Regions from separate parts of the Homo sapiens genome. Here region 1 is linked to region 2. A link is an interaction called in ENCODE POLR2A ChIA-PET data of the cell type or tissue named here. Cell type or tissue: OCI-LY7. All regions are shown on one strand. Links, peaks and the distances in the headings refer to the core of each region. The heading gives the core; the rest is flanking DNA.

Region 1 (12,338 bases), core at 3,721-8,720, 250 kb before region 2:
ACCACCACCACCATCACCACCACCATCATCATCATCATCATCACCACCACCATCACCACCATCACCACCACCACCACCACCATCGCCATCATGATCACCACCACAATCATCACCACCACTGTCACCACCACCACCGTCACCACCATTACCACCATCATCACCACCACCACCACCATCACCACCACCACCACCACCATCATCACCATCACCATCACCACCATGATCACCACCACCATTATCACCATCACCACCATCACCACCACCACCACCATCACCACCACCACCACCATCACCACCACCACCACCATCACCACCACCACCACCACCATCATCACCATCACCATCACCACCATGATCACCACCACCATTATCACCATCACCACCATCACCACCACCACCACCATCACCACCACCACCACCATCACCACCACCACCACCATCACCACCACCATCACCACCACCACCATCACCACCACCATCATCACCACCATCATCACTTCCATTACCATTGCCACCACCACCATCACCACCACCACCATCACCACCATCATCACTGCCACCACCATCATCACCATCACCACCACCACCATCACCACGATAATCACCTCCATCACCATTGCCACCACCACCATCACCACCACCACTATCATCACAGCACCACCACCATCACCATCACCACCATCATCACCGCTACCACCATCACCACCACCATTATCACCACCACCGTCACTACCACCACGACCACCACCATCACCACCACCATCAGCACCACCATTATCACCACCACCATCATCACCATCACAACCAGCACCATCATTATCACCACATCACCAGTAGCAGCATGACCACCATCACCACCACCATTATCACCACCACAACCACCATCAATACCACCATCACCACTACCACTCCAGCACCATCACAAAAAGCACCATCATTATCACCACTACCACAAGCAGCAGCATGACCATTATTATCACCACTACCATCATTACCACCATCATCATTACCACCAGCACCACCATCATCATCACCACCACCATCATTACAAGCAGCACCATCATTATCACCACCACCAGCAGCAGCAGCATGACCACCATCACCACCACCATCATCACTACCGTCATCACCACCGTCACCATCATAACCACCATCATTATCATCACCATTAAGGCCACCATCATCACCATCATGACTGCCATCACCACCACCGTGTGTGGGAGTAGCAGCAGAGAGAAGGCAGAGCCCTGGGGCATGCCTGCATTCAAGAGGCAGCAGAAAGGGAGGAGGCTGCACACACACACACATCAGACAGGTAAGAGGAGAACAGGAGAGAACGTGTCTCAGAATCAGAGGGCAAAGAGAGTTGCAAAGAGGGAGTTAGAACAGTGTTTGACATCCCAGGGAGGCCTGCGAGGTGGGACAAATGCCTGTCCAGGGCTTGGGGGCAGCATTCGCAGGGGTTGGAGGGTCAGAGCAGATGGCAGTGGGTGCAGGAGTGAATGGGAGGTGGGAGTGGAGTGAAGGCACCAGGGTGCTGGTTGGAAAGAATCTCCTGGTTGCTGAGTGGAGAACAGATGGAGGGAGAAGCCCAAGGCGAGGATGTCAGGAGGGGCTGGTGCAGTCCTCCATATGGGAGATGGTGGCCGCCCTACCTAGGGAAGAGGCCATAGGGAGGGAGACTCAGGGGCCTTGAAGGAGAAACCCTTGGCCACGCTGGCCATCTGGACACCTCATCCTCATTGCCACTATATGTTTGCTAGGGCCGCCATAACAAAGTACCACAAACTGGGTGGCTTAACACAACAGAGGTTTATCCTCTCCCAGTTCTGGAGGCCGGAAATCTGAAATCAAGATGTCAACAGGGTAGGTTCCTTCTGGAGGCTCTGAGGCAAAAAAATGCCATGCCCTTCTGCTGGCTTCCGATGGTTGCAGCCTGCCCTTGGCATCTATGGCTTGTAGAGGCAGTCCTCCCATCTCTGCCTCTGTGATCACCCGGTGTTTTCCTCTCTGTGTCTATGTCCAAATTTCCCTCTTCTTGTAAGGACATTAATCGTTGGATTAGAGCCCACCCTAATCCAATGTGACCTCATTTTATCTTGAATATATCTGCAAAGACCTTCTTCTGGATAAAGTCGCATTCATAGGTAGCGGGAGATAGGACTTCATCATATCTTCTGGGGGGACACAGTTTAAACCACTGCAGCCACGGTCACACTGGCTGTCATCCCCATTGCTAGAGGCATTTAATCAGCACCTAATTGTCCCCAGAGCTGGCCCAGGCACAAGGATCCTGCTCTCATGGAGCTTATAGTCTATGACCCAAACACTGGACAGAAATATTGGGGAACAGGGCTGGGGCTTGGCAGATCAGGGGAGTGCCTGGGGCCACCCTTTGGAGTGCCGTCCTCAGAGTTGGCCTAGGAAAAGAAAGCAGGCTGGGGGGAGGGGTTGCAGCGTCTGCCCCAGCACCTCCTCTCCTTCCCTGGCATTTGGATAAATCCACAAAGAGCCCATGACATCTGGAGCCTGTGTAAACGGAGCATAAATTAGCTCTAACAATCGCATCTGGAGCTGCCACGCTGCAGTCTGTTTCCTGCCGAACCCTGGGTGGGCTTGGGGTGGGTGGGAGGGCAGAAGGTGGCCTGACTGTGCCTGAAATCCCACTGTTAGCATCACTTTATTTTTAGAAGCTTCTGCTAAAATGCATGTGTGCTCATGGCACGCGGGACACCAATTCCAGGATTCTTTTCCTAGATTGTGGAGTCGGGAGGCTAATGATGGGGACATGGTGGGGCAAGCCTTGCAAAGCGGAGAAGTCGATGGGTGGGGCACCTCCCGGGGGCGAAGGAAACTGAGGACAGGCTTGGGGGCTGCTGGGAGGGAGGGATGAGAGGGGACAAGCCAGAGCCAGGTGTGGCCACGAAGCCAATGTCACATCCTGCACCATGCTTCCAGCATCACACTGTGAGTCCCAGAGCCAACCAGGGTTGAGGAGGTAGGGAATGGACTACCGGGGCCCAGACCTTTCCACGCATTAACTCATTTGACTTCAGCTTATACTGATGGTGCCTGGTGAGGATGGTTTGTATCATCCCCATTTTACAGATGAAGAAACTGAGAGCCAAGACCAGACCATTCCCAGGTCTCTGAGCCAGGATCTGAACCAGGTGCTTCGACTCCTCATCTTCCTTGTTGTCTTGCCCCACACCTGTCCAAAGAGAAGGTGAGCCTGGGTAACAAAGCAAGACTCTGTCTCTACCAAAAATTTTAAAAATTAGCCAGGCCTGGTGGCATCCACCTGTATTCCCAGCTACTCTGGAGGCTGAGGAGGGAGGATTGCCAGAGCCCAGGAGTTCAAGGCTGCGATTAGCTGAGATCACACCACTGCACTGCAGCCTGGGTGAGACAGTGAGATCCTGTCTCTAAAAAAAAAAAAATTTAATAAATAAAGAGAATGTGCACATGTATGTGTGCATATATGTGAGAGCATCTCTGGGTGAATAAGCATGCAAAGGCATAGCATGTGAGTGTGTAGGAGTGTCGGTGTGTGCTAATGTGTGTGTATGGGATGGGAGGGGGCAGCCTCTCCCCCGACCTGGGGTCAAGTGTAGAAGCCAAGGTCCCCTCTTCCCCACCTGACCCAATCAGCAGGGCCACCATCAACTGGAGTCATCCATTATTGGGCACCTACTGTATATAGGACCAGCACGTTCATCTTCACACTTATTCAATATAATAGGCAGGCTATTTCTTGAGCACCTACTATGCGCCAAGCCTCACACCAGGCACTGGGGATAGGAGATAAGTGAGACACAGTCCCTGGCCCTAAGATGCTTGCTGTCCAGTGGGGGAGGCAGCCATGGCACAGCTGAACTTGGCAGTAGACTGTAGGAGGTATCCTATGAGATTAAGTTCACAGCACTGGGAGGTGGGCTTCCTGGAGGAGGTGGCATTTGGGATTTGGCTTCCTGAGCATATGGGCTGTGTCTGGTTCATGCTGAACCCCTGCTCCCAGCTCAGTGCTGGGCACCATAGTTGTCCCCTCCGTGTTTGTTGAATGACTATTGATACGGTATGGATGTGTCCCCAACCAAATCTCATCTCGAATTGTAATCCTAATTGTAATCCCCATGTGTTGGGGGAGGGACCTGGTGTGAGGTGATTGGATCATGGAGGCAGTTTCCCCCATGCTATTCTCGTGATAGTGAGTGAGTTCTCATGAGACCTGATGGTTTTATAAGTGGTGGTTTCCCTTGCTCTCTTCTCTCTCCTGCCACCTTGTGAAGAAAGTGCCTGCTTCCCCTTCGCCATGATTGTAAGTTTCCTGAGGCCTCCCCAACCAAGCAGAACTGTGAGTTGATTAAGCTTCTTCCTTTACAAATCACCCAGTCTCAGGGAAGTTCTTTATAGCAGTGTGAAAATGGACTAATACAACTATTGATTAGAAAATGAGCAGGTTCTCAATAGGCAGAGTTAGTTGCGGGGAGAGTCAGCCCGCCGAGGGCCCAGAGACACGGAGGTAGGGAAGCCCAAGGCGTTTCGATTAGGGCCTTTTTGGAGATCCTCGGCTAGGAGAAAGAGCACATACTTAGGAATCAGGCAGTTCTGGGGGGAACCTGGCCCCAGGACTTATGTGCTTGCTGGGTGACTCTTGGCAAGTTTCTTAACCTCTCTGATCCTATTTTCTCACCTCCAAAGTGGAGCCTCAGGTGACCTATATTTGTTTTTCTTTCTTTTCTTTCTTTTTTTTTTTTTTTTTTAAGACAGGGTCTTGCTCTGTCATCCAGGCTGGAGTACAGTGGAGTGATCTTAGCTCACTGAAGCCTCGACCTCTTGGGCTCAAGTGATCCTCCCACCTCAGCCTCCCAAGCAGCTGGGATTACAAGCACCCACCACCATGTCCCAGCTAATTTCTTTTCTTTTTTTTTTTTTTTTTTTGTAGAGATGGGGCCTTGCTATGTTGCTCAGGCTGGTCTCAAACTCCTGGCCTCAAGTGATCCTCCCACTGCAGCCTCCCAAAGTACTGGGGTTACAGGTGTGAGCCACCTCATCCAGCTTTTTTTTTTTTTTCTTTTTCTTATGGAAACTTAAACACACAAATGAGTGAAAAGAATAGAATCATGAACTTTTATGAACCCATCACGTAACGTGAGCAATCACCAACATTTTGCCATTCTGGTTTGAAGACATTAAAATGGCCATTAAAGTCAGCACGGAGTGGAGACAATAGAACAGCTCTGACCAAGTTAGGGCCCTTGGGCAGTAATAACTCTGCCAGGACCGCTGCCTGGCTGGCAGGGACTGGAGGCCACTGTTACTGCAAAGCGTGCCCCAGTTCCAGAGATGTCAAAATGTGAGTCTTGGTATTGATCAAATACAGCAGCAGAGAGGCCAGGCTGCATTTTACTTGAGACATGCAGTTAGTGACTAAACAGGGGGTCAGGCTTTTCCTCACTCAATTCTTTGGGAGTTTTTTTTGTTTTGTTTTGTTTTGTTTTGTTTTGTTTTTTTGGTGTTTTCAGCCTCTCCCCACAACCAAAACACAAACAGATGACCCTAGGATTATTAAGATCAAAAGCAGGGCCAGGCGCGGTAGCTCACGCCTATAATCCCAGCACTTCGGGTGGCTGAATCAGGGGTATCACTTGAGGTCAGGAGTTCGAGACCAACTTGGCCAACATGGTGAAACCCCGTCTGTACTAAAACTACAAAATTAGCCAGGCTTGCTGGCGTGTGTCTGTAATCCCAGCTACTCAGGCGGCTAAGGCAGGAGAACCACTTGAACCCAGGAGTTGGAGGGTGCGGTGAGCTGAGATCACGCCATTGCACTCTAGCCTGGGTGACAGAGCAAAACTCCATCTCAAAAAAAAAAAAGATCAAAAGCGCTCGTGGAGTGGAGAGATACCAGCTGTTGTAGGTGCAGTCAGGGAGGCTCTAGGAGGAGGTGACTTGAGCCAAGATCTAATTAGTGCACAAAAAGAATAAATGCTCCAGGCAGAGGAATTGTCAAGAGGTGGCCTTTAGGTCCAGGGAACTGGCTGAAGATCAATGCGGTTTGTGTGCACATGCTGGGGATGACGGGAGAAGCAGGAAATGGGGCCGGGAAGTCAGGGAAATCCACTCTGGGCCTTGGAGGCCATGTGAGAGCCTTTGACATGAGCTTGAGAGCAGTGCTAGCTATTGGGGGTTTTTGGTGTTTTGTTTTGTTTTTTAAATTTTTAAAATTTCAATAGCTTTAGGGGTACAAGTGGTTTTTGGTTACATGGATGAGCTGTGTAGTGGTGAAGTCTGGGATTTTAGTGTACCCAGCACCCAAATAGAGTACATTGTACCCAATAGGTAGTTTTTCATTCCTCACCCCCCTTCTAACCTCCCCTTCTGAATCTCCAGTGTCCGTTAGACCATTCCACATGCCTTTGCATACCCACAGCTTAGCTCCCACTTATAAGTGAGAAGATGTGATATTTGGTTTTCCATTCCTGAGTTACTTCACTTGGGTTAATGGCATCCAGTCCCACCCAAGTTGCTGCAAAAGACACGTTTCCATTTTTTATGGCTGAATAGTATTCCATGGTGTATATATATACCACATTTTCTTTATCTGCTCATCAGTTGATGGGCACTTAGGTTGATTCCAAATATTTGCTATTGTGAATTGTGCTGCCATAAACATTATGTGTGCATGTGCCTTTTTGATAGAATGACTTCTGTTCCTTTGGGTAGATACCCAGCAGTGGGACTGCTGGATTGAATGGTAGATCTACTTTTAATTTTTTTTTTTTTTTGAAATGGAGTCTCGCTCTGTTGCCCACCCTGGAATTGCAGTGGCACGTTTTCAGCTCACTGCCACCTCCACCTCCTGGGTTCAAGCAATTCTCCTGCCTCAGGCTTCTGAGTAGCTAGGACTACAGGCATGAGCCACCACACCTGACTAATTTTTGTATTTTTAGTAGAGATGGGGTTTCACCATGTTGGCCAGGCTGGTCTCAAACTCCTGACCTCAAGTGATCCACCCGCCTCAGTCTATATATATATATATAAAATATTATATATATAATATAATTATATATATATAATATAATAATATAATATATATATAATATAATTATATTATATATATATATATATTTTTTTTTAAGAAACAGAGTCTTGCTCTGTCCCATAAGCTGTAGTGCAGTGGCATGATCATCTCACTGCAGCCTTAAATTCCTGGACTCAAGCGATCCTCTTGCCTCAGCCTCCTGAGTAGCTGGAACTACAGGCACTTGCCAACATGCCCGGGCTAATTTTTAATTTTTTTGTAGAGACAGGGGTCTGGCTGTGTTGCCCAGGCTGGTCTCGAACTCTGAGGCTACAGCGATCTTCCTACCTGGGACCTCCCAAAGTGCTAGGATTACAGGCACGAATCATCATATCCAGCCTAGGTTTTCATTTTTAAAAGAGCCAGTGTTCTTTTCTTCCAGAGGTATAATAATGCCATGCTCACCCCCCATGATGGAAACCCCCAGGCCTGGGTCTTCACCCTCTCTGCCCCCCTTTCCTTGGTAGGCCCCTGGCATGGCTTCATCACTTCACCACCTTCTATGTGCTGGGGATGCCCCCGTTTCTATCCCCAGCCCAGGCCTCACCCCCAAGCTCAAGGATCATGTGTCCAGCTGGTCACCCAACCTCGCCAGCAGGCATTGCACACTCACCAAGTCCCAAACCGACCCCTGGACACTCCCTAACCCTGACCTGTTTCCTCCTGAGTCTTCCTCTTCTCGGTTAGCAGCAGCTTCATCCTGCGAGGCCCAAACCTTTCCTCTCTTGCTTACCCTGAATGGCTGATCCATCAGCCAGTCCTGTCAGTGTTACCTCCTATCTACATCCGGAATCTGCCACTTCTCACCACCTCCATCACTACTGCCCACGCTGGACCACGCCCCCATCCTCCCGAGCCTCGCCACTGGCCTTCCTACCTCCATCTTTGCTCCATTCTTAGTCTATTCTTCTCATGACTACCAGATGGAACCTTTACAGAGATAAGGCAGCTTGTTACTCCTCTGCTCAACAACCCACCATGGCTCCCAGCTCCCTCTGTGAAAAGCCAGTCTGTCCAGTGGCCCTGAGAGTCCACTGGCCTTGGCCCCAGGCCCTCTCTGGACATATCCATCCCTCTGTCCTTACTCACTCTCCCTCAGCTTCTGGCTTGTTCCCTTATAACCTGTAGCTTAAAAAAAAATAGGCCAGGTGTGATGGCTTATGCCTGTAATCCCAGCACTTTGGGAGGCCAAGGTGGGAGGATCACTTGAAGCTAGAAGTTCAAGACCAGCCTGAACAACATAGTGAGACCCCATCTCCATTTAAAAAAAAATTTTTTCTTGTAATTCAGATGTAATTCACATACCATAAAAGTCACCCCTCGTAATGTGGACAATTCAGCAGTTTTAGTATATTCATGAAGTTATACAATCATCACCACTCTAATTCCAGAACATTTTCATCAGCCCAGAAGGAAGCCCTGCACCCCTTAGTTGTCACTTCCCATTCCTCCCTCCACACCCTGTCCTGGGGAACCAGTCACCTACTTTCTGTCTCTACGGATACGCCTATTCTATCCATTTATATAAATGAATTCTGACAATATGTGGCCAATATCTGGCTTCTTCACTTTGCATCATGTTTTCAAGGTTCATCCAGGGGTGGTACCTCACACCTGTGATGCCATCACTTTCGGAGACCCAGGTGGGAACATCACTTGAGGCCAGGAGTTTGAGACCAGCCTGGGCAATATAGCAAGACCCTGTCTCCACACACACACATAAAATTAGCCTGGCATAGTTGCACCTGTAGTCCTAGTGACTCAACAGGCTGAGGCAGGAGGATCAGTTGGACCTGGGAGGTCCAGGCTGCAATGAGCTATGGTCACACCACTGCACTCCTACCAGGGTGACAGAACAAGACCTTGTCTCTATTTTTAAAATAAAATAAAATATGCATCTTGTTGACCTGTGGCATTTTCTATCTGTATCATCCTTGTGTCTGCCTCTCCCCTCTAGAATACCAGTGACCCGAGGGTTCACTGATCTTCTGCACCCAAGACAGCACCTAATACAGAGAAGGGACTCAATCTATATTGGTGGAATGAATGAATGAATGAATGATGGTGTTGGAGAGGCTTGACCTTTTCACGAGACTCCCCTATATCCCAGCATCCTCTGCACAACTGAAGCCAACCCCTATTCAAACCCCCACAAAGTCACCCCCATTTCTGGGGCACCCTCCCTGCATCTTCAACTCCTAGGTGGACCCCACCTCTCTCTCCTCCAACCTCCCAGAGCTCCGAGTCACTTTGTCTCTGTTGGGACCCTCTCTGTTATCTCCGAGACGACCATCTCTCAGGCTCCTGTTAGGCCCCCTGAGGGGCAGCAAGTGGATTCTGTTCACCTTTGCATCCTGAACATGCCAGGGTATGGTAGATGTCTCCTAACAACAACACAGTGTGTGGAGTGAATGCTTTGAAGGATCTTCCAGCCCTAAAGAGGCTTCTCTTCCCTCTCACGGTGCCTGGAATCCACCACAGCATCAGCCTGCAGGACGTGTGGTGTCCCCAGAAGTGGCCCATCTGGAGAAGATGAGGAGGGAACACCTTGCTCAGCCCCTTGGAGCTGTGAATGTGTGGGTGGGCAGAGCACAGGCATGCTCTTGTCCCCTTGAGCCCCAGGAGGCAGCCACAGCAGGCACTGCCCTTGTCCCCATGCTACAGATTGGGAAACTGAGGCTTATATGTCAAGGAGGGTTGCAAGCTGAGTGACTTGCCCAAGATCCCTGCTGCTACTTCTTGAAGGAGCCCAGAATCAACCCCAAGGGTCTCTGACTTCAAACCCCACTGTCTCCATCCCACACCATTTTGGGGGCCACATTTAGGCCCTGGCCCACCTATGTCAGATTCATCAAGGGAACTGATTTGTGAAGTAGATGCCCAGGTCCCAGCTGGGAGGTTCTGTTTCAGTGGATCTGGGTAGGGGCCTGGGACTCCAACTTTTGAACCAGCTACCGAGCTGATCCTAATGCTTTCTGAGCTGGGAGACCCCTGGGTCTGCACCCTCCTGCATATAAGGGTCTGAGACAGGAGAATCAGGACTCAGGAGTTTTGAAATCAAGAGTGGCCTGGTGTCTGAGTCCTGAAGGTGCCCTGCTTGATGGGGACTCAGGCCCCTGCCTCTGCCCCTCTTCCTACATGGGGGCTGCTGCCAGCGAGCACGGCTTTGCTGGTAAAGTCTTTATCGGGAATGTCGCCTAATGCATTCATATCAAACAATAGCGCCTCATACATCATCCCTGCCAGAGGCCACCTCTGCTAAGACAAGCACAGTCCGTTACCCTGACGGGTGCAGGCCGTGCACAAAACAGATAACAGGTCCCGGCTGTGCAGGGTGACGTGGGGTGGGGAGTTGTCACAGTGAGCACCTAAGGGGCCTTGGGCAGCTGCCACCCCAGGTGGTCGGGACATGGGATGTCTGAGGTTCCAACCTCATAGGGCAGTAGATTGGATGTTGGTGGACAGCCTGGCTCTGCCTCCTCCGGGAAGCAAGTCAACCTTTCTGAGCCTCTTTCCCCCATTTGTCAAAGGGGGTTAGGAATAGGACTTGTGTCACATAGGGCTGCTTGCGGAGCTTGAGACAGGAGACTGGTAAAGTGTCAGGCACAATGCCCAGGGAAGAGAAGATATCTGATACACGGTAGCTATACCTACTATATTATTACCAGGGCCCCATCGACTGCGGCCTGCCCCTTTCCAGGGACAGCCTTCAGAAAGATAATGGTCTTCGTTATCTCCAGGCTCCTGCGGGCATGGAGGGACAATTCTCACCCGCGCCTGCCTGCTGCATCCCCAGAAGCAGAGCCTGACACAGGGACTGGAAAGCAAGTCATTTATTTTGGAGATGAAGCTCACACCAGTCGGAGACGGGGAAAGGGAGGCAGGAGGAAGGGCAGCTGAGAAAGGCTGTGTGATAAAGCTGGACAATCACTGTGGGCCACCCGGGTGTTGTCCCCTGGGCAGCAGTGTGGGATACACACTTCAAGGGGCTGGGGGCTGGAGAGCTGATAGATCATCTCCCATCACCATGGGGACTGCTCCAGGGGACATTCATTCTTGAATACTTCCGGCTCGGTGTATAAGTGGCAAAACAGTCTTGGGAGAAATGCCTGGGGCAGAGAAATGTGGGTGCTGGTAGCTAGAGGCTGGACTCACATGCACCCACGTGGTAAGGGTCTGGGACATGGGTGGGGTGCTATTAGGGGCCGAATTGTGTACCACCAAATTCATATATGGAAATCCCAGCCCCCACTACCTAAGAATGTGACTGTACTTGGAGACAGGACCTTTATGCAGGTAATTCAGGTAAAATGAGGTCATTGAGGGTAAGCCCTAATCCAACATGACTGGTGTCCTCACAAGAAGAGGCGATTAGGACCCAGACACACAAAGGGAAAAGCCTGGGTCAAGACACCAGGAGGTGGCCAGCTACAGGCTAAGGAGAGACCTCGGAAGAAATCAGTCCCCCTGATACTTGAGTTTAGACTTCTAGCCTCCAGAACTGTGAGAAAGTCAACTTCTGTGGATGAAGCCACCCAGGCTGTGGCATTTTGTTATGGCAGCCTGAGCAATGAACACAGACACTGCCACTCCTCCTCTCTCTCATTTCTGGCCATTCACCCTCTTTGCTAAGAGTCAAGTTCCGCTCTCGATCCAGCCACCACCACCCTGTCTGGATGCCCCAAGTTTCCCCAGTCCTCTTTTGCCTCAAGATCTTGGCCTTTGCTATTCCCTCCACCTAGAATGCTCTTACCCCAGATCTTCATGTCTTCGTTCTTCCTGTCTCTGCTCACTGGTCCTCTTTGTGCAGAGGTCCTCCCCTACCCCTTTATCCTTCTCTTTCACCTTAGCCTGTTGTATTTTCTTTTGTGCACTGCTCTGGCCCTGCCTTACTTGTTTGTTTACTGTCATCTCCCTCCACTGAAATGCAGGTTCGTGATGGCCGGAGCCTTGTCCATCTTGTTCGTTACTTTGACCTCAGTGCCCAGAACAGTGCCTTTTTTAGAGTAGGGATCAGCAAATTTGGGGAGAGTCAACATGAGTTCAGGAGTGGAGCCTGACTAGCCAGCTCCCCATGCAGCCAGCTCTTGAGAGTGTTTCAAAGCTGTTTGCATTTCCTCCTTCCCTTCAGCCCAGTACAGGCACATAGTAGGTGCTCAATAAATTATTGAGAAGGAAGAACAAGGTCTGTGGGGGCAGCTGTCTTTGTTTATCTATATGCCTGGTGGGTTTTCCTTTGTTTTTCACCTAGAAA
Region 2 (12,338 bases), core at 2,942-7,941:
GCCTCAAGCAATCCTCCCGCCTCAGCCTCCCCAGGCACTGGGATTACAGGTGTGAGCCACTGCACCCAGCCTGACACCCCTCTTTGGACCAGCATGTACCCTCCCCAGTGCCCCCCATTACTGACATTTACCTTGCTGGGACCCACCTATTGGCTTTTGGATTGAATTGTTCAAGAATAGAAGGGCGAGGAAGAGAGAAAACAGGGCGGGGGAGAGGTGGGAAGGAAAAGGGGAAGAGCCACAGAAACCTTCAGCAAGTTGGCTTTGGCTATGGGCCATCAGTTTCTCCCCTTAGCTTCCCGTAGTGTCAGGGAAATACTACCAGGCACAGAGGAGCCACCTCATCTTTTTGGATTGTTGGGTCACTGTACTTCTCCATGAGTTGCAAACCCTCTCTGCAATTAATCTGTAGGACCAGCTTGACCAATGGAGTTGTAATGTTTGGAATCAACTCAGTGTGGGTGAGGTGTTCACTCTGCAAAGTTTCGTCATTTTCCTAAACCAGCTCCACCCAGTGTTAATAACATCTTCCCCAACTGAATCATCAAATCCTTGTTACACAGGCCGTCTTTCCCCCAGCGGTGTCTGTTGGGATGGGTGAAGTAGGCTGAGTTCGTGGTCTTGCTGACATTTTATCCAATAAACGCACCTTCTTTATTGCAGCATAGTAATAATAATAATGACAGCTAACATTTATTGAATACTTAACTATGTTTAAAACTCAACACTTCTACTTTCTAGCTGTGTGGCCTTGAGCAAGTCACTTCCTGTGTCAGTTTCCTGTGGCTGCTTGATGATTTAAAACAATCAAAATGTATTCTCTCACAGTTCTAAAAGCCAGAAGTCCAAAATTAGTATCACTAGGGCAAAATCAAGGTGTTGGCTAGAACACACTCTCTCCGAAGGCTCTGAGCTGGGCACGGTGGTACGTGCCTGTAATCTTAGTTACTTGGGAGGCTGAGGTGGGAGGACTCCTTGAGTCGAGGAGTTTGAGACCAGCCTGGGCAACATAGCAAGGTCCTGTCACCAAAAAAAAAAAAAAAAGACTGGGCATGGTATCTCACACCTGTAATCCCAGGACTTTCGGAGGATGAGGAGGGAGGATTGCTTGAGCTCAGGAGTTTGAAACCAGCCTGGGCAACATAGCAAGACCTCATCTCTACAAAATTAAAAGTAAAAGACGACTCTGGGCTGGGTGCGGTGGCTCATGCCTGTAATCCCAGCACTTTGGGAGGCCGAGGCAGGCAGATCACGAGGTCAGGAGATCGAGACCATCCTGGCTAACACGGTGAAACCCCGTCTCTACTAAAAATACAAAAAATTAGTCGGGCGTGGTGGCGGGCGCCTGTAGTCCCAGCTGCTCAGGAAGCTGAGGCAGGAGAATGGCATGAACCCAGGAGGCAGAGCTTGCAGTGAGCCTGCTGCACTGCACTCCAGCCTGGGTGACAGAGAGAGACTCCATCTCAAAAAAAAAGACGACTCTGGAAGAAAATCTATTCTTGCCTCTTCCAGCCTCTGGTGGCTCTAGGCATTCCTGTCTCACTCCAGCCTCTGCCTCCATCTTCATGTGAGCTTCTCCTGTGTGTGTGTAAATCTTCCCTCTGTTGTTTCATCTGTAAAGTTAGGACAGTAGCAATGCTAACTCCCTGTCAGGGCTGATGTGAGATTTCAATGGGTTAATGTAGATAGAGCAGTTTGCATGCTGGCAGGCAGGCAGCCCTCGATGAATGGTGTGGCTATTATGAATCGATTTACGGAGTTATTTCTACCCAGGACTGGCAATTGTGGGGATAATTGATTCCAGTGATGTCACCTCCCCAACTGCCAGGTTTTCAGCAGGACTAAATGTGCCAAATGGGCTTTGTTGAGCCAACTCCTCTGGGTGTTAAGAGCCACCATGCCAATTCTCCTTGCTGCTTCTTGGGGCCCGTCTGCCGCCTCTCCCTAATTAATGCGAAGGCGCACCCGCCAACAGGCCCACTTGCTGTCATCCCAGGAAACACCCAAGTGGGATACAGCCAAGTTTTGGACATTTTTTCAGTTACTGGATAAAAATAGTATTTTGATCATTTTAACAGCACAGAGAAGAGGGAGAATGCCACCTTGTCCTCCATCTACAGGGGCAGCCTCAGGGGCTGAGAGGGCCTGGCCTTTGTAGTCTCACATGGATAAACTGTTCTAAGGAAGCCTGACTGTGTCACAATCCTAAGACAGTGTCATAGCACACTACCATTATCATTAAATTGAAGAAACATGAAAATGAACCAACCTGTGCAACACAAAAGACCTCATCTCTACAAAAAAAAAAAAAAAAAAGTTAGCTGGGCATGGGGGCGCATGTGCCTGTGGTCCCAGCTACTCAGGAGGCTGAGGCTGGAGGATTGCTTAAGCCCAGGAGATAGAGGCTGCAGTGAGCCATGATTGTGCCACTGCACTGCAGCCTGGGTGAGAGAGCAAGACCCTGTCCCAAAAAGAAAGAGAGAGCAAGCCAACCTTTTTCTTTTTTCTATTTTTTTTTTTTTTTGGAGACAGGATCTCACTCTGTCACCCAGGCTGGAGTGCAGTGGCGTGACCTCGGCTCACTGCAACCTCTGCTTCCCAGGTTCGAGCGATTCTCCCACCTCAGCCTCCCGAGTAGCTGGGACTACAGGTGCATGCCACGACGCCCAGCTAATTTTTGTATTTTTAGTAGAGACCGGCTTTCACCACGTTGGCCAGGCTGGTGTTGAACTCCTGACCTCAGGTGATCCACCTGTCTCGGCCTCCTAACGTGCTGTGATTACAGGCACGAGCCACCGTGCTCAGCTGACCTTTTTCATTCCATTCAGTTCCGCAATCACTACTGGAACTTTTCTCTCAGACCAGGCTTTGCCAGGCAATGTGGGGTCAAAGATGGAGCTCTCTCAAGGAGCTCACAGACTGGTGGTGTTAATGGCAATGAATCATGTATGAATCTGAGCATTCAAAAATGAGGACAGGCATTAGCACACAGCCTCTGCCTGGCAGCTAACGAGTCCGGGTAATGGTTTTGAACCCCTAGGGTATTTGTTCCTTTCTTCTCTTATTAACTTCCCTGGGTGAAAATGTTTTGAATACGGAAAACAAAACAAATCACATTGGAATTTGTACCTCTATGGTAAACTACCTGTACAGTTTTGATTCCATGGGAACACTTAGGTTTAATTTTGAAGCAAAATCTAAAGACCAAAGTTCCTCACTGAATTAATTTTATAGTAAGCACAGTTTAAACATCCTTCTCTATAGGAAAATTGTAACTTTCGCTTATTTTTATTGGTACTTCTAATGCTGTGTAGTTGAGTGAGTAAATGTGCTATGGTCAGTTCTAACTAAAGGAGAAGATATAGTAATGGGCTTTCTTAATATTTCCTTTTTTTTTTTTTTTGAGACAGAGTCTCACTCACTCTGTCGCTCAGGCTGTAGTGCAGTGGTACAATCTCCCCACTCACAGCAACCTCCACCTCCCAGGTTCAAGCAATTCTCCTGCCTCAGCCTCCCAAGTAGCTGGGATTACAGGTGCGCAACACCATACCTGGCTAATTTTTTGGGTTTTTTTTTTTTAGTAGAGACTGGTTTCACCATGTTGGCCAGGATGGTCTTGAATTTCTGACCTCAAGTGATCCACCTGCCTTGGCTTCCCAAAGTGCTGGGTTTATAGGTGTAAGCCACTGTGCCCAGCCCCAATATTTGCTTTTTTTTTTGAGACGAAGTTTTGCTCTTGTCGCCCAGGCTGGCGTGCACTGGCGAGATCTTGGCTAGGCTCACTGAAAACTCTGCCTCTCAGGTTCAAATGATTCTCCTGCCTCAGCCTCCTGAGTAGCTGGGATTACAGGCATGCACAACCACGCTCTGCTAATTTCTGTATATTTAGTAGAGACGGGGTTTCACCATATTGGCCAAGCTGGTTACCAACTCCTGACCTCAGGTGATCCACCTGCCTCAGCAAGTAGAAACCTTGTCTCAAAGTTTCTACTCAAGGTTTCAGTAGAAACCTTGTCTCTACTGAAAATACAAAAATTAGCTGGGCGTGGTGGCGCATGCCTGTAGTCCCAGCTACCCAGGAGACTGAGGCATGAGAATTGCTTGAACCCAGGAGGTGGAGGTTGCAGTGACCTGAGATTGTGCCATTGCACTCCAGCCTGGACAACAGAGCAAGATACCATCTCAAAAAAAAATCATTTATTTAATGCTTCAATGAAAGCTATGGAAGAAAAATACAGTATGTCCTGACACCAAGTGACCTGGTCAGAGGGAATCAGGAGGGCTTCTCCAAGGAAGGGACATTTACACTGGGATCCTGAAGTCTGAGTAGGAGTTAGCAGAGGGGAAGGGTCTTCCAGACAGAGGGAACAGCATAGCAGGAAAGGTGGTGGTGAGAGATAAAGAAATGACCAGTGTGGCCAGTGATGTCAGCAGGGGACCAGACCAGGCTGGACACAGTGGTATGGGCTTCATGCCAAGGGAAATGGGGAGCCATGGAAGGTTCAAGGCTGAGAAGATGATGGAACTGCTCTGATGTGGTCTACCAGTCATCTTGAACTTTGGGACTTAGGAAGTAGAGGTTGTCTGTCATCCAGGAATGGCCAGTGGGTGCCTGTGGGCAGGAAAGTCACAGAAAACACAGGACTGACCTGATGCCCCATTTTGGTGGACTGTGCCCCATACCTGACACCCCAGCAGAAGGGAATTGGTGCGGGATTTGGGATGGGAACCCTGATGCACTGTAAAGACCATCAGAGTGCTCTGCCCAACTACTCTAAGCCTCAGTGGGGTTACTCTAACTCATACTCCTAGAGACACTGTGAGGATGAAGGTGGTCACCCAGGAACAGGACAATCAAGGTTCAGTAACTGGTAAGCAGGTGTTGGCTGAGTCTCCTCCTCTTTGTGGCTTCAGTTTCTGCCTCTACACACGGAGTCTACCAGCTGCTTTCACTATCACGCTGGCTCTGCCACTTACCTCATTTAGGCACACACTCCCCATTTCTGAGCCCCCATTTCCTCCTCTATAAAGCAAGGGCTTTGGGTGGGGTGAGCTTCAGCAAGCTGGAACCTGTGGTCTTAAATTGTGAACATCAGGCCGGGCGCAGTGGCTCATGCCTGTAATCCCAGCACTTTGGAAGGCTGAGGTGGGTGGATCACCTGAGGTCAGGAGTTCAAGACCAGCCTTGCCAACATGGTGAAACATGGTCTCTACTAAAAATACAAAATTAACTGGGTGTGGTGGTGCATGCCTGTAATCCCAGCTACTCAGGAGACTGAGACAGGAGAATCGCTTGCACCTGGGAGGCAGAGGCTGCATTAAGCTGAGATCTGCACCATTGCACTCCAGCCTGGGCAACAAGAGTGAAACTCCTTCTCAAAAAAAAAAAAAAAAAATTGTGAGCATCAGATCCAGCAGGGCATCTTGTCACCAAGGATTGCTCTTGGGCCCAGTCCCCAGAGAGAACTCTAGCTCTGGGGAGGAAGTTGGATGTTTATCATGTGTCTTTCACAGGATACTTCTTTATGCTGGTGGCTTGCCTAATGCCAAAGTGTCCCATGACCCATGACCAGGTGTCCTTCTCCCAGGAAACATGTTGAGATCGGCTGATGCCCTTGTGGCTCTTGTTTCACCTATATCCAGTTTATTCCAAACAAGACAGCCACTCTCTAGGAGAGCCTGACCGGGAGGGGTGAGCATTGAGTTCAGGTGTGTTGGTCGAGTGAAACACAGAGGGAGCAACTCAACAAAAATAGCAGAAGCAGTTTATTACTCACAGATCCAGAGAGCAGCGAGCAGGGTTTGCATAGCCAATGGAAATGGGAAGCTATTTGGGACATGTGTGCTTAACCAATGGGGACAGAGAGAGAGAGAAATATGGGCTAAAGACTTTATTGGAGGCCAGGCACGGTGGCTCATGCCTGTAATTCCAGGACTTTGGGAGGTTGAGGCACGTGGATTACTTGAGGTCAGAAGTTCAAGACCAGCCTGGCCACTATGGTGAAATGCCATCTCTACTAAAAATACAAACATTAGCCAGGCATGGTGGCAGGTGCCTATAATCTCAGCTACTCAGGGAGGCTGAAGCAGGAGAATCGCTTGAACCCACGAGGTGGAGGTTGCAGTGAGCCAAGATTACACCACTGTACTCTAGCCTGGGCAACAGAGTGAGACTCAGTCTTAAAAAAAAAAAAAAATGTAATCTCAGCACTTTGGGAGGCCGAGGCGGGCGGATCACGAGATCAGGAGTTCAAGACCATCCTGGTTAACACGGTGAAACCCTATCTCTACTAAAAAATACAAAAAAATTAGCCGGGCGTGGTGGTGGGCACCTGTAATCCCAGCTACTGAGGAGGCTGAGGCAGGAGAATGGTGTGAACCCGGGAAGCCGAGCTTGCAGTGAGCCACCAAGATTGTGCCACTGCACTCCAGCCTGGGCAACAGAGCAAGACTCCGTCTCAAAAAAAAAAAAGAAAAAAAAGGCCGGGTGCAGTGGCTCATGGCTGTAATCCCAGCACTTTGGGAGGCCGAGGTGGGCAGATCACCTGAGGTCAGAAGTTCAATACCAGCCTGACCAACATGGAGAAACCCCATCTCTACTAAAAATACAAAATTAGTTGGGCGTAGTGGCGCATGTATGTAATCCCAGGTATTTGGGAGGCTGAGGCAGGAGAATCGCTTAAACCCAGGAGGCGGAGGTTGCAGTGAGCCAAGATCGCGCCATTGCACTCCAGCCTGGGCAACAAGAGCGAAACTCTGTCCCAAAAAAAAAAAAAAAAAAAAAAAGACTTTGTTGGAGTCCAGGGCATTCCCCTAGCAGGTTTCCCTCAGGGAGTTCTACTTGTTGGGTTTAGAGCTAGTGGGCATGTGTTCCAGGAGGTCACACTGTGACTAGGACTGGTCACTGCAGCATGACTGTGCCATCCAGGCAGGGGGTGGGGTCGGGGGGTGAGTCGAGTAGTTTGTCTTCAGCTGTCCCATAGGGAGGGGGTCAGCAGTTGCATAAGACAGATACCTGGGTTGACCACCTTGAGGAACTGGGAGGAGGTGGAGAATGGACTATGTCAAGGGTTGACTGAGACCTGCTTTTTATATGAGAAAGTCTAAAATATTCAAAATGGTTGCCCAGGCAACATAAAATTACAGGAATTCACTACAGTTCCCCAGCTGAAGTAATGGTATGGTTCAAGGTTCAAGAATTACTTTTTTTTTTTTTTTTTTTTCAGAGACAGTGTCTCATTCTCTCACCCTGGCTGCAGTGCAGTGGCTCAATGATGGCTCACTGCAACCTCGACTTCCCAGGCTCAGGCAATCCTCCCACTTCCACGTCCCAGGTAGCTGGGACCACAGGTGTGCACCATCACACCCGATTAATAAAAAAAAAAATTTGGGTGGAGATGGGGTGGGGGGTCTCTCTATATTGCCAGGCTGGTCTTAAATGCCTGGGTTCAAGCGATCCTCCTCGGCCTCCCAAACAAAGTGTTGGGATTACAGGTGTGAATGACCTCACCTGACCCCATTGTTATTTTTTTAAAACACAAAGCTGGGGCTCTGAGAAGCAGCCTAGTAGCCCCAGGGTCTTTGAGCCCACCTGTCTACTTCTGCGGTCTTGTCTTCAGGTGGGGTGGGGTGTGAAGCAAGAAGCTGGAGTGGTTGGTGTTGAAATGTCATACCTTCACAACGGTACCTGCTAATTAAATGATGGCATTGTGCGGCTTCCAGTACTGTCATGTTTCATCTAATGGAGAGCGGCTCCCATAGTGTCACCCCCTCTCCCTGTTCTTGTTTTCTTCTCCCATGCTAGGATACCTAAAATCACAAGTCCTGGAGCAGCTCCAACCTGCGGGTTCCTACCAGGGCTTTCCCTCTCAGCCCCCTGCACGCCGTAGTCATTGACCTGTCATTGAATATTTCATATTGCCAAATTCTTTGTATGTTCACATTTGCAGGCCTCTTTTTTTTGAGATGGAGTCTCACTCTGTTGCCCAGGTTGGAGTGCAGTGGCATGATTTCGGCTCACTGCAACCTCTACCTCCCAGGTTCAAGTGATTCTCTTGCTTCAGTCTCCTGAGTAGCTGGGACTACAGGCACGCACTACCACACCTGGCTAATTTTTGTATTTTTGGTGGAGATGGGGTTTCACCATGTTGCCCAGGCTGGTCTCGAACTCCTGACCTCAAGTGATCCATCCGCCTTGGCCTCCCAGAGTGCTGGCATTACAGGCGTGAGCCACTGTGCCCGGCCGCAGGCCTCTTTTAAGAGCTACACTTGCAAGCCACAAGCTCCCAGAAAAACACACTGAAGAGGGATTCACAGTCTCAGAGGTTTGTTGTAAATCCTGGCTTTTATAGTCTTTGCTGTGTGACCTCAAGAGAGTTGATTCACCTCTCTGAGCCTCAGCGCCCTCATCTGCAAAATGGGGGCAGGAACAAACTCCTCCCAGGTTGGAGGGAGGCTTAAATGAGATAATATATCTCAAAGCACCTGGCACATAGCAGGTGTTCAAGAAATGCTCGTTCCTTTTCTTCTTTTTGCTTTCTCTTAACACCATAGATTCCTTTTTCCTTTGGAGGAGAAGAAAGTACTCAAAATAGGGGATCCATTCACTTTTTCATTCTCAACACAAATATTGATTGAGGCCGGGCATGGTGGTTCATGCCTGTAATCCCAGCGCTTTGGGAGGTTGATGCCTGAGGTCAGGAGTTCAAGACCAGCCTGGGCAACATGGCAAAACCCCAACTCTACTGAAAAAAAATACAAAAATTAGCCGGACGTGGTGGCGGGCACCTGTAATCCCAGCTACTTAAGAGGCTGAGGCAAGAGAATTGCTTGAACCTGGGAGGCAGAGGCTGCAGTGAGCCAAGTTCGCACCACTGCACTCCATCAGCCTGGGTGATAGAGTGAGACTCTGTCTCAAATATATATATAGATAGATATAGATATATAGATAGATAGATAGAGTGCTTACCACATACAAGGCATGGCATGGGGAATGCAGCAAGGAACACGATGATCCCTGCTCTTGTGTTGCAGCAAGAGGGCTTAGGCACTGGGATCAGGCAGAACTGGTTTCAAATCATGGCTCAACCACCTATCAGCTGCGGCTCCTCAGGCAAGCCATGCCACCTTTTCGAGGCTTAGTTTAGGCAATTCTAACATGGGGGCAATAAGATATCTCATAGAATGCCCAAGAGGAGCAAAGGAAAAGGCACTTGTAAAGTTGCTTAATAGCGACAGCCAGCAGCTGTGTAATCAAGAGGTTCAGAGTTGAACTGTGGGGGCCGGTGAGGATGTCTGGCCAGCAAAAGAGAATGGAGGCTGTAATCTGGGGACTTCAGGCTTCCAGGATCAGGCCACTTAGGAATGGTTGCCCTCCGGCATGCTGGTCGAGCCCTAAGCCCTAAAGTTCTGCTAGTGGAGCTTATCTGGTCATTATACAGATGAGGAAACTGAGGCCCAGAGAGTGGAAAGGCCTTGCCCAAGAGGCACAAAATCAGGATCAGGTCTCCCTTACCTTGCCCCAACTCACATATTTCTTTTTCTTTTCTTTTCTTTCTTTCTTTCTTTTTTTTTTTTGAGACAGGGACTCCCTCTGTTGCCCAGGCTGGAGTTCAGCGGTCAGATCTCGGCTCACTGCAACCTCTGCCACCTGGGTTCAAGTGATTCTCATGCCTCAGCCTCCCGAGCTGGGATTACAAGTGCATGCCACCACACCTGGCTAATTTTTGTATTTTTAGTAGAGACAAGGTTTCGCCACGTTGGCCAGGCTGGTATCGAACTCCTGACCTCAAATGATCCACCTGCCTCAGCCTCCCAAAATACTAGGATTACAGGCGTGAGCCACCACGCCTGGTCCAATTCATGTGTTTATGAAGTTCCTGTCGACAGACATTTATGTGTTGGTCTCCTTTGTTGGGTGGGCATCTCTGCTAAGTGACTGCAGTGGGCTGCTGCCACCCCTCTGCACTGGGGACACAACATGAAAGAGTGGCCATGAATTTGCCCAAGGGGGTAGGGATTAATGGGAGGGAAACTTGAGGACTCTTATGCACGCAGTGGGACAGACCCTGATTAAACAGGTGCCAACTAAAGGGGGATGTGAAGGAAGGCTCAAGTTTGGGCTCACCTGGGATGCACTGGATGCTCTACTCCTGGGCATGCTCCATTTATTCTCACACGGGCAACCCTAGAAAGCTGCACTATTTTTTGTTTTGCTTTGTTTTTTGAGACAGAGTCTTGCTCTGTTGCCCAGGCTAGAGTGCAGTGGCATGATCTTGGCTCACTGCAACCCCCGTCTCCTCGGTTGAGGCGATTCTCCTGCCTCGGCCTCCCGAGTAGCTGGGACTACAGGTGCCTGCCACCACGCCCAGCTAATTTTTATATTTTTAGTAGAGACGGGGGTTTCACCATGTGGCCAGGCTGGTCTGAAGCTCCTGACCTCAAGAGATCCGCCAGCCTTGGCCTCCCAAAGTGCTGGGATTACAGGCATGAGCCACCAGGCCCGGCCTGAAAGTTGCTCTATTTTTACTCTCATTCCATGGACTAGGAAGCTGAGGCACAGACAGATGAAGTGACCTGCCCAAGACTACACCAGCATGGTATAGCTTGAAACCTGGGCGTTCTGACTGTAGAGACCATGTTTTGAGACAGGGTCTCACTCTGTCACTCAGGCTGGAGTGCAATGGTGTGATCACGGCTCACTGCAGCCTCCTTGTCCTGAGCTCAAGTGATCCTCCCACCTCAGCCTCCCAAGTTGCTAGGACTATAGGTGTGCACCACCACAGCCTGCTAATTTTATTTATTTATTTATGTATTCATTTATTTATTTAATTTGGAGGTGGAGTCTCACTTTGTCACCCAGGCTGGAGTGCAGCAGCGCAATCTTGGCTCACTGCAACCTCTGCCTCCCAGGTTCAAGCGATTCTCCTGCCTCAGCCTCCCGAGTAGCTGGGAGTATAAGCATCTGCCATCATGCCCGGCTAATTTTTGTATTTTTAGCAGAGACGGGGTTTCATCATGTTGGCCAGGCTGGTCTTCAACTCCTGACCTCAGGTAATCCACCCTCCTGGGCCTCCCAAAGTGCTGGGATTACAGGCGTAAGCCACTGAACCCAGCTGAGGCCATGATGCTGCATCCAGGAAAAACAGAGATGAATAAAGAATGGAGAAATGAAGGGAAGAAGAAATGAAAGAATGGGAAAATGAAAGAAAAGAGAACAAACAAGTATTTTTCTTCATTTTCTTTTTAATGGAATAGTTGGCATGTAATACTTGTAGCACACGAGTTATAAAACATACTAATAGAATGAACACTTTTGAACTCACCACCAATATAAGACTATAATAGAAAGTTATCGGCCGGGTGCAGTGGCTCACTCCTGTAATCCTAGCACTTTGGGAGCCTGAGGCAGGCGCATCACGAGGTCAGGAGATCGAGACCATCCTGACCAATATGGTGAAACCCCATCTCTACTAAAATACAAAAAATTAGCTGGGCGTGGTGGCGTGCGCCTGTAGTCTCAGCTACTCGGTAGGCTGAGGCAGGGTAATCGCTTGAACCCGTAAGGCGGAGGTTGCAGTGAATCGAGATCACGCCACTGCACTCCAGCCTGGCGACAGAGCAAGACTCTGTCTCAAAAAAATAAAAAAGTTACCAATAACTTCCATCTACTTATGCCAGCAGGCCTCTGCCCAAGTTGTACATTGAACACACCTGGGGAATTTTGGAAAACACTGATACTCTCAGATGGGATTTGGGGTTTGGTTTGGGCATCTGGATTTTTTAAAGGTATCTGGATTTTTTCTTCTTTTTTTTGAGACAGTGTCTGGCTCTGTCACCCAGGCTGGAGTGCAGTGGCACAGTCATGGCTCACGGCAGCCTCGATCTCCTGGGCTCAACTGATCCTCCCGCCTCAGTCTCCCGAGTAGCTGGGACCACAAGTCCCACCATGCCCGGTTAAGTTTAAAAAATTTTTTAGAGACAGGAGTCCCTCTGTGTTGCCCAGGCTGGTATCTGGTGATTCTCACGCGCAGCCAGGTTTGAGGACCACTGACTTACATTCTCTTCCCCCTGGTTTCCACCTTCACCTTCACGTGATGGTAACCACCATCCTGAAATACGTGTAGTGCATGGACGGATTCTTTGCCTCCATGCTTCCCTATTTCAAGGAGCAGCGACGTTTGCTATTTATCTCCCGCTGGCCACGACGGGGCACCAGAGAAAAACACAGGCTCCCTACGCGCTGAAGGAGGCTTGGCCCTTGCGACGCTCCGTCGTCGGGCTCGTTGCCGGTGCAAACAGGGAGGAAACAGCCGGCGTTGCTGTAGCGCGTCTGGGAA

What was found. ChIA-PET counts read pairs that join two places held together with the same protein. Peaks named below come from ENCODE experiments on the same cell type or tissue, not always from the same donor. Only the 100,000 strongest peaks of a DNase experiment are listed, where the experiment ranks them.
Region 1: POLR2A ChIA-PET joins it to region 2 with 5 read pairs; 2 of 35 experiments call an interaction of 5 or more read pairs at or near these places.

Annotation. Positions count from the first base shown.
Region 1 is chr12:109,635,060-109,647,397 of GRCh38, forward strand. No RefSeq gene overlaps it. Among named protein-coding and RNA genes, the nearest start is that of MVK, 67 kb to the left of the region's middle. In OCI-LY7, for the core only: no CTCF peak of the experiment used is centred there; no DNase peak of the experiment used is centred there.
Region 2 is chr12:109,888,003-109,900,340 of GRCh38, forward strand. It overlaps TCHP (trichoplein keratin filament binding), which reads left to right and starts at 12,272. Exons shown (of 13, transcript NM_001143852.2): 1 at 12,272-12,338. RefSeq lists silencers at 411-560, 3,816-3,875 and an enhancer at 11,995-12,338. In OCI-LY7, for the core only: no CTCF peak of the experiment used is centred there; DNase peaks (open chromatin) are centred at 4,949 and 5,419; H3K4me3 peaks cover 395 bases; H3K27ac peaks cover 951 bases.